Regions from separate parts of the Homo sapiens genome. Here region 1 is linked to region 2. Evidence: read pairs that join two places in POLR2A ChIA-PET (ENCODE). Cell type or tissue: MCF 10A. All regions are shown on one strand. Links, peaks and the distances in the headings refer to the core of each region. The heading gives the core; the rest is flanking DNA.

The links. ChIA-PET counts read pairs that join two places held together with the same protein. Peaks named below come from ENCODE experiments on the same cell type or tissue, not always from the same donor. Only the 100,000 strongest peaks of a DNase experiment are listed, where the experiment ranks them.
Region 1: POLR2A ChIA-PET joins it to region 2 with 5 read pairs; 2 of 35 experiments call an interaction of 5 or more read pairs at or near these places.

What each region holds. Positions count from the first base shown.
Region 1 is chr13:27,337,806-27,340,718 of GRCh38, reverse strand. No RefSeq gene overlaps it. Among named protein-coding and RNA genes, the nearest start is that of RASL11A, 68 kb to the right of the region's middle. In MCF 10A, for the core only: a CTCF peak has its summit at 1,226; a DNase peak (open chromatin) is centred at 1,228.
Region 2 is chr13:27,194,092-27,197,004 of GRCh38, reverse strand. No RefSeq gene overlaps it. Among named protein-coding and RNA genes, the nearest start is that of USP12-DT, 23 kb to the right of the region's middle. RefSeq lists an enhancer at 993-2,192. In MCF 10A, for the core only: no CTCF peak of the experiment used is centred there; DNase peaks (open chromatin) are centred at 1,604 and 2,554.

The DNA.
Region 1 (2,913 bases), core at 150-2,649, 140 kb before region 2:
GAGCATTTTTTGAAGACAGCTGCTCCTGACTCTGCTGAGCTACAGTCCCCTTATTGACTGACTACCGGACACTCCACTTGGATGTTCCCAGAAGCACTCCAAATTCAACTCGCCCTAAACAAAAGGTATCATCCCTTTCAACCCATTCCCCTGCTGCCCCACCCACCACAGACTATGCAGTCTGCTAAAGGAAACCCAGGGGTCATTGGAGTTCTGGACAATTCCCTCGTATGTATTCAGTGCAACGGCAGGTGCCAAAGCACTTCGTTTCCACCACCTTGGGGTGTGAGGATGCCCTCCCCGCTTCTCCATTCTCTCTGCCAGTGCCCAAGTCCAGACCCTCACCACTTCTCACCTGGATCTGACAGGAGCCTCCTAACTCACCTCCTTTTCAGCCCAGCTCTTTTCCAGGCAACCCTCATATTGCTACTTTGGTTTTTCACTTATTAAAAATATTATGAAGTCTATCATCTCTGTATTAGAAAGTCAACACCAGAGTCACCACCACCCAGGATAACAAATAGAACATTGCTTTTTCCTTAGAGCAGTTCATGCAGGAAGGCAGGTGAGACTGGCAGGCAGAAAGCCAATGAGAGACGCCTGTAGGGAGTGAATGAACCTCCAGAGAAACCAGACTGCCCCAAGAAGGATACTTTTTTTTTCCTTTGGGACAGAGTCTCACTCTGTCACCCAGGCTGAAGTGCAGTGGTGAGATCTTGGCTCACTGCAACCTCTGCCTCCCAGGTTCAAGCAATTCTCGTACCTCAGCCTCTGAGTAGCTGGGATTACAGGTGCGCGCCACCATGCCTGGCTAATTTTTGTATTTTTACTAGAGACAGGGTTTCACCATGTTGCCCAGTCTGGTTTCGAACTCCTGGCCTCAAATGATCTGCCTGCCTCGGCCTCCCAAAGTGCTGGGATTACAGGCATGAGCTACTGTGCCCAGCGACTTTTTTTTTTTTCTAGCTGAAGATATCTCCACACTGGTAGAACACTCATGGAGAGGTGATGGGCCAAAAGCTATACATTCATCCTTTAGCCAGTGGGACACACCATCTCCCCAGGACCTGGAGAAGTTGGGGGCCCTGGCCCAAGGGAATGTTGAGAATGGGTGCAGCCCCTGCCACTGGGAGAGGCAGAGCCAGATGAAGACAACTCTATTGCTTGTCTCCTCATTACCATGCACTAAGCACCCACCATGCACCAAACAGAACAGTAGGGGCGCTATGCGGTTGGCCCTTACCTTCACAACAACCCTTTGAGACATATGGAATTCTTCCTATTTCAATCGCATGAGCCCGAGAGGCAGAGGTTACCGTGAGCTGAGATCGCACCACTGCACTCCAGCCTGGGCAACAGAGTGAGACTCTTTCTCAAAAAAAAAAAAAAAAAAAAAAAAAAAAAAAGCATTTAAAAAAATAATAGTCATTCCTATTTCACAGATGAGGAAATCAAGCTGCTTGTCAAAGGTTAACTGACTTGTAAATGGCAGAGCCAGGATAAAAATCCACGTTGTGTTATACTGTACCCTAATGTAATATTAAGTAAAAAATTAAAAAAATTCCAAAGAAAATAAAATTCAGTGTGTTTTAAACACATATGATTTTCTTAATGATTGATGTACTAGCAAACTATGTCTCCAAGCTGGACCCCTTTCTCTAGCCAGGACACCCACAGTGAAGGTGTTGTCTTGCTTATGGCCACTGAATGGCACAGACAGTGGGGAGAGACCCCTGGCGGTTGCTAGAAGTGAGGATTGCACGGGTTTTGGTTTTTTTTTTTTTTTTTTTTTTTTTTTTTTTAGTGACTGAGTCTCGCTTTATCACCCAGGCAGCGGCACAATTTCGGCTCACTGCAACCTCCGCCTCCCAAGTTCAAGCGATTCTCTGGCCTCAGCCTCCCAAGTAGCTGGGATTACAGGCGCCCGCCACCATGCCCAGCTAATTTTTGTATTTTTAGTAGAGACAGGGTTTCTCCGTGTTGGCCAGGCTGGCATTGCACGGGTTTTGGAAAGACCTTACAAAACTCTGCGAATGTAAAGGTGGTGTGGTGTGTGTGTGTGAGGTGTGAGCGTGCTATGTGTATGTGAGGTGTGGTGTGAGAGTATAGGGATGGGTGATGTGAGTTGTGCATAGTGTATGTGTGTATGATGTGTGGTATATGAGTGTGTGGGGTGTGGGGATGTGGAGGGCATGAGGAGTGTGCTGTGTGTGTGGTGTGGGTGTGAGTGTGCATGTGTTGCATGTGTGATATGTGGTATGTGTGTATGTGGTATGGGATGTGGAGGTGTGAGTATATGTGTGACTGTGTGTGTGTGGTGTGTGATGCATGTATGTAAGTGTGTGTGCATGTGGTGTGACGTATGGGGGCTGAGTGTGTGGTGTGTGTGAGTGCATGGTGTGTGTGCACATGTGTGGTTGTATTGTGGTGGGGGTACAGAGTGTAATGTTCTGTGGGGAGTAGATTAGTGGGACCAGAGTGAGTAGGGCATGGCCTTGACTGCTCTTGAGCCTGAGATATCTCCCAACCCAAGGCTCACCTCAAGAACTCCAGGACCAATCATGTGGGCTTAAAGACTTTGAACTGAGGGAGGGCATCTGAGCCGTAGGGAGAAATCAGAAGCCCCTAAAGCAATCCCCCTACTCACAGTTTATTTGAGACACCCAGGGCCTGTAACTACCCACAATATCAATTCTGAGCACCATCAGCATTCGGGGTGCAAGCTGAGGCTCCGTGGGCCCAAGAAGCTGAGCCCATGGGCCTCAGCCAAAAGGAGCCCCCTACGGGGAGCTCCATTCTCTAGGAGAGGGGCAGGGACAGGAGTTCCGCCGCTGCCAGCCACAGGCTGTTTCTCCTGCAGTCGCCACACTCCAGTCACCAAGAAAGACAAATTGGGTCATGGAATGCTTGAAG
Region 2 (2,913 bases), core at 164-2,663:
CCAGGCTGGTCTCAAACTCCTGGTCTCAAGGCATCTGCTCACCTCGGCCTCCAAAAGTTCTGGGATTACAGAGGTGGGCAGATAGCTTGAGCTCAGGAATTTGACACCAGCCTGAGCAACATGGTGAAACCCCGTCTCTACTGAAAATACAAAAACTAGCTGGGCATGGCGGTGCATGCCTGTAGTCCCAGCTACTCGGGAAGCTGAGGTGAGAGGATCACCTGAGCACGGGAGGATGAGGCTGCAGTAAGCCATGATCACACCAGTGCACTCCAGCTTGGGTGACAGAGTGAGACTCTGTCTTTTAAAAAAAACCCAAAAACCAAAAAACAAATGAAAAAACCGAAGCTAACTAAAATATGACATGATTTTGAGCTATGTATTGAATTTGGAAAAATATTCCATTAAATCATGGCAGATTTAATAACATAGAATATGTTCCCTTTTCTATGGGTTTAGTCATATTACTCGTTTCTGCAGTGCACCTATATACAAAACACAAAAGAATCATAGTTAACAGAATGAAGAGGTAAGGACAGTGGCAGAATTGAATAGAAATCAGGGAAGGAGAAGCGAGGTGGGAAGCCCTGTAGATGCCACATGTCCTCATCTTACAGAGTGGCTCTCAGGAGGGCTGAAAAGGGAGAGTGGTTACCCCTGGGGAGTGGGAGAGGAGCAGGCGCTGGGGGAGAGGAGGAAGGAGAGCTCTACTGCAGCCCCTGGCTTCTACAGGCTCCTGGCTTTGGTCTCTAGAGAAGCCAGATTCTCAACTACCACTGCCTGTTTGAGACCCACGGCCCCTGGTCCTAGTTTCTGCCTCATTCAGCTCTCTCTTGTTTCTGGTCCATGTAAATAATTGTCTTGTTTCTGAGCCATGCTATATCTTTTTTGGTTTTCTCTTTGTGTATTAGTTTGACATTGTTGAATGTGTGCAGCAGATGGCATGCATCTTATGGGGCCACCTTGACTGGAAAGCCATTATATTCCTTTTATAATTTAAAAAATGAGATCTTAAAATGCAGAAAGGGCATTCCTTTCTACTGGTAGGATCTCTTCTGCCACATACTGATATTGTTTAGTTATTATTTTCTGTACATCTGCAAAACCAGAGTGTATCTTTCAAATCAATATAGGATCTCTTTTCTGAACTCCAACACATGGTTATTCCATGAGGGAAACTGAGGCACAGAGAAGGAAATCATAGGAGTTCTGGTCGTTCACCCTCCCTCCACCTGTGAATGCCCCTCCCTCCCCGCAAACTCTCAAGCTTTGCTTTAGTGAAGAGCACATTCAAATACCACGGTGGTCAGAGATGCCAATGTATAATCCCCACGTGCTATATGTTTATACCATCTCCTGTATTTTGACAAGCATCCCCTTCAGCACATTTGTCCTTTCAGGTATCTTTAAGTCACTCCTGCTCCCGTTTCCTTCCGTTCAACCCCTAGTGGAGATGACCATACTCCTGGTCATCTTCCTCCTTCTTCTCCTGCTCCTACTCCCTCCTCCTCTGTGCAGAGACCTTTGTATAGCAAGGGATCATTATTTAGTCACCCTCTAGCCATCTCTTTCCCTGGCTGACTCATTCCTTAACAGTGCGTCCTAGGTCTTATTGTTTTGAGCTATTAGTCATCCTGGTGGCTTTTCTTTGAAATCTCCCCAAGTGCCTTCCCTTTCCTTTACGCTGTGGAGGTTGAATGGGACGCACACTCTGCCAAGCATTTCCAGGAGGGCTGAGGACATAATCTAGCTTATGATTCTATAAGACACAATAAGTAAACCATTGACAATTATACCCTAACAAATAAATAAACAAATAAGTCAATCTTGGGGCAGCCTTCCCTGTGTTTGAATATTTTCATTATGTTTCTTGCTCAGAGGCAGTTTGTTATCCACCCAGCTGGGGAATGGAATGCTCCTTTCCTCTCTAATATCCATTCTCTCCTTTGTTTGTGCTAGAACCCCCAGTTATTAGCTAGGCACACGCCCACCCAGAATAAAGACTATTTCCTAGCCTCCTGATTGCTAGACAAGACTATGAGACCAAATTTTGGCCAATGGGATGTTAATGGAAATGTTGGATGTAATAGCTGATAAATATTTTTATTTATTTCTTTATTTTGGAGACAGAATCTTGCTTTTACTGCTCAAGCTGGAGTGCAGTGGTGCCATCAAAGCTCACTGCAGCCTCAACCTCCTGGGATCAAGTGATCCTCCCGCCTCAGCCTCCTGAGTAGCTGGGACCACAGTTGTCAGCCATCATGCCCAACTAATTTTTAAAATTTTCGTAGACACAGAGTCTCCCTACATTGCCCATCCTGGTCTCAGTAACTCCCGGGCTCAATCAGTTCTCCTGCCTCAGCTTCCCAAAGTGCTGGAATTATAGGGGTGAGCCACAAAGGCCAGTCTGTGAAGTGTTTTTAAATGGTAAGGTGTAGGTTCATTTTTGCACCTTCCTCCTCCTCACTGCTTGGAAAAAGGAGATGAGATGGTAGGAGCCAAGCAGACTTCCAGGACCAGGAAGCCGACAGAGCAGGAGGGAGAAAGGAGCCTGAATCCAGGTGATTGTGCAATCTTGGGCTGCCTACTTTCCGGCTTATTTTATGTGTGAGAGAAACTAATTTCTGTATTTCTAAACTGCTGGGGTTTTTGTGTGTATGTGTCTGAGTGTGTGGGCATGGGGTGGGATGGTTATTTGTTTATTTCACGTAGCTAAACCTAATCCTAACTGATTCAATGGCCCTTAGAGAGTGTTTCTATTTTTTGCTTTGTTTTACTTGCACAGGCTATTATAGATTGAAAATGTCTAGCTGGTGGTAATTTACTTTCCTCTGTGTGTGACTAGCTCAGGTATACCAGATGCTTATTCTATACCCGGTACTTTTTATGTCTTGTCTCATTCAATCTTGACAT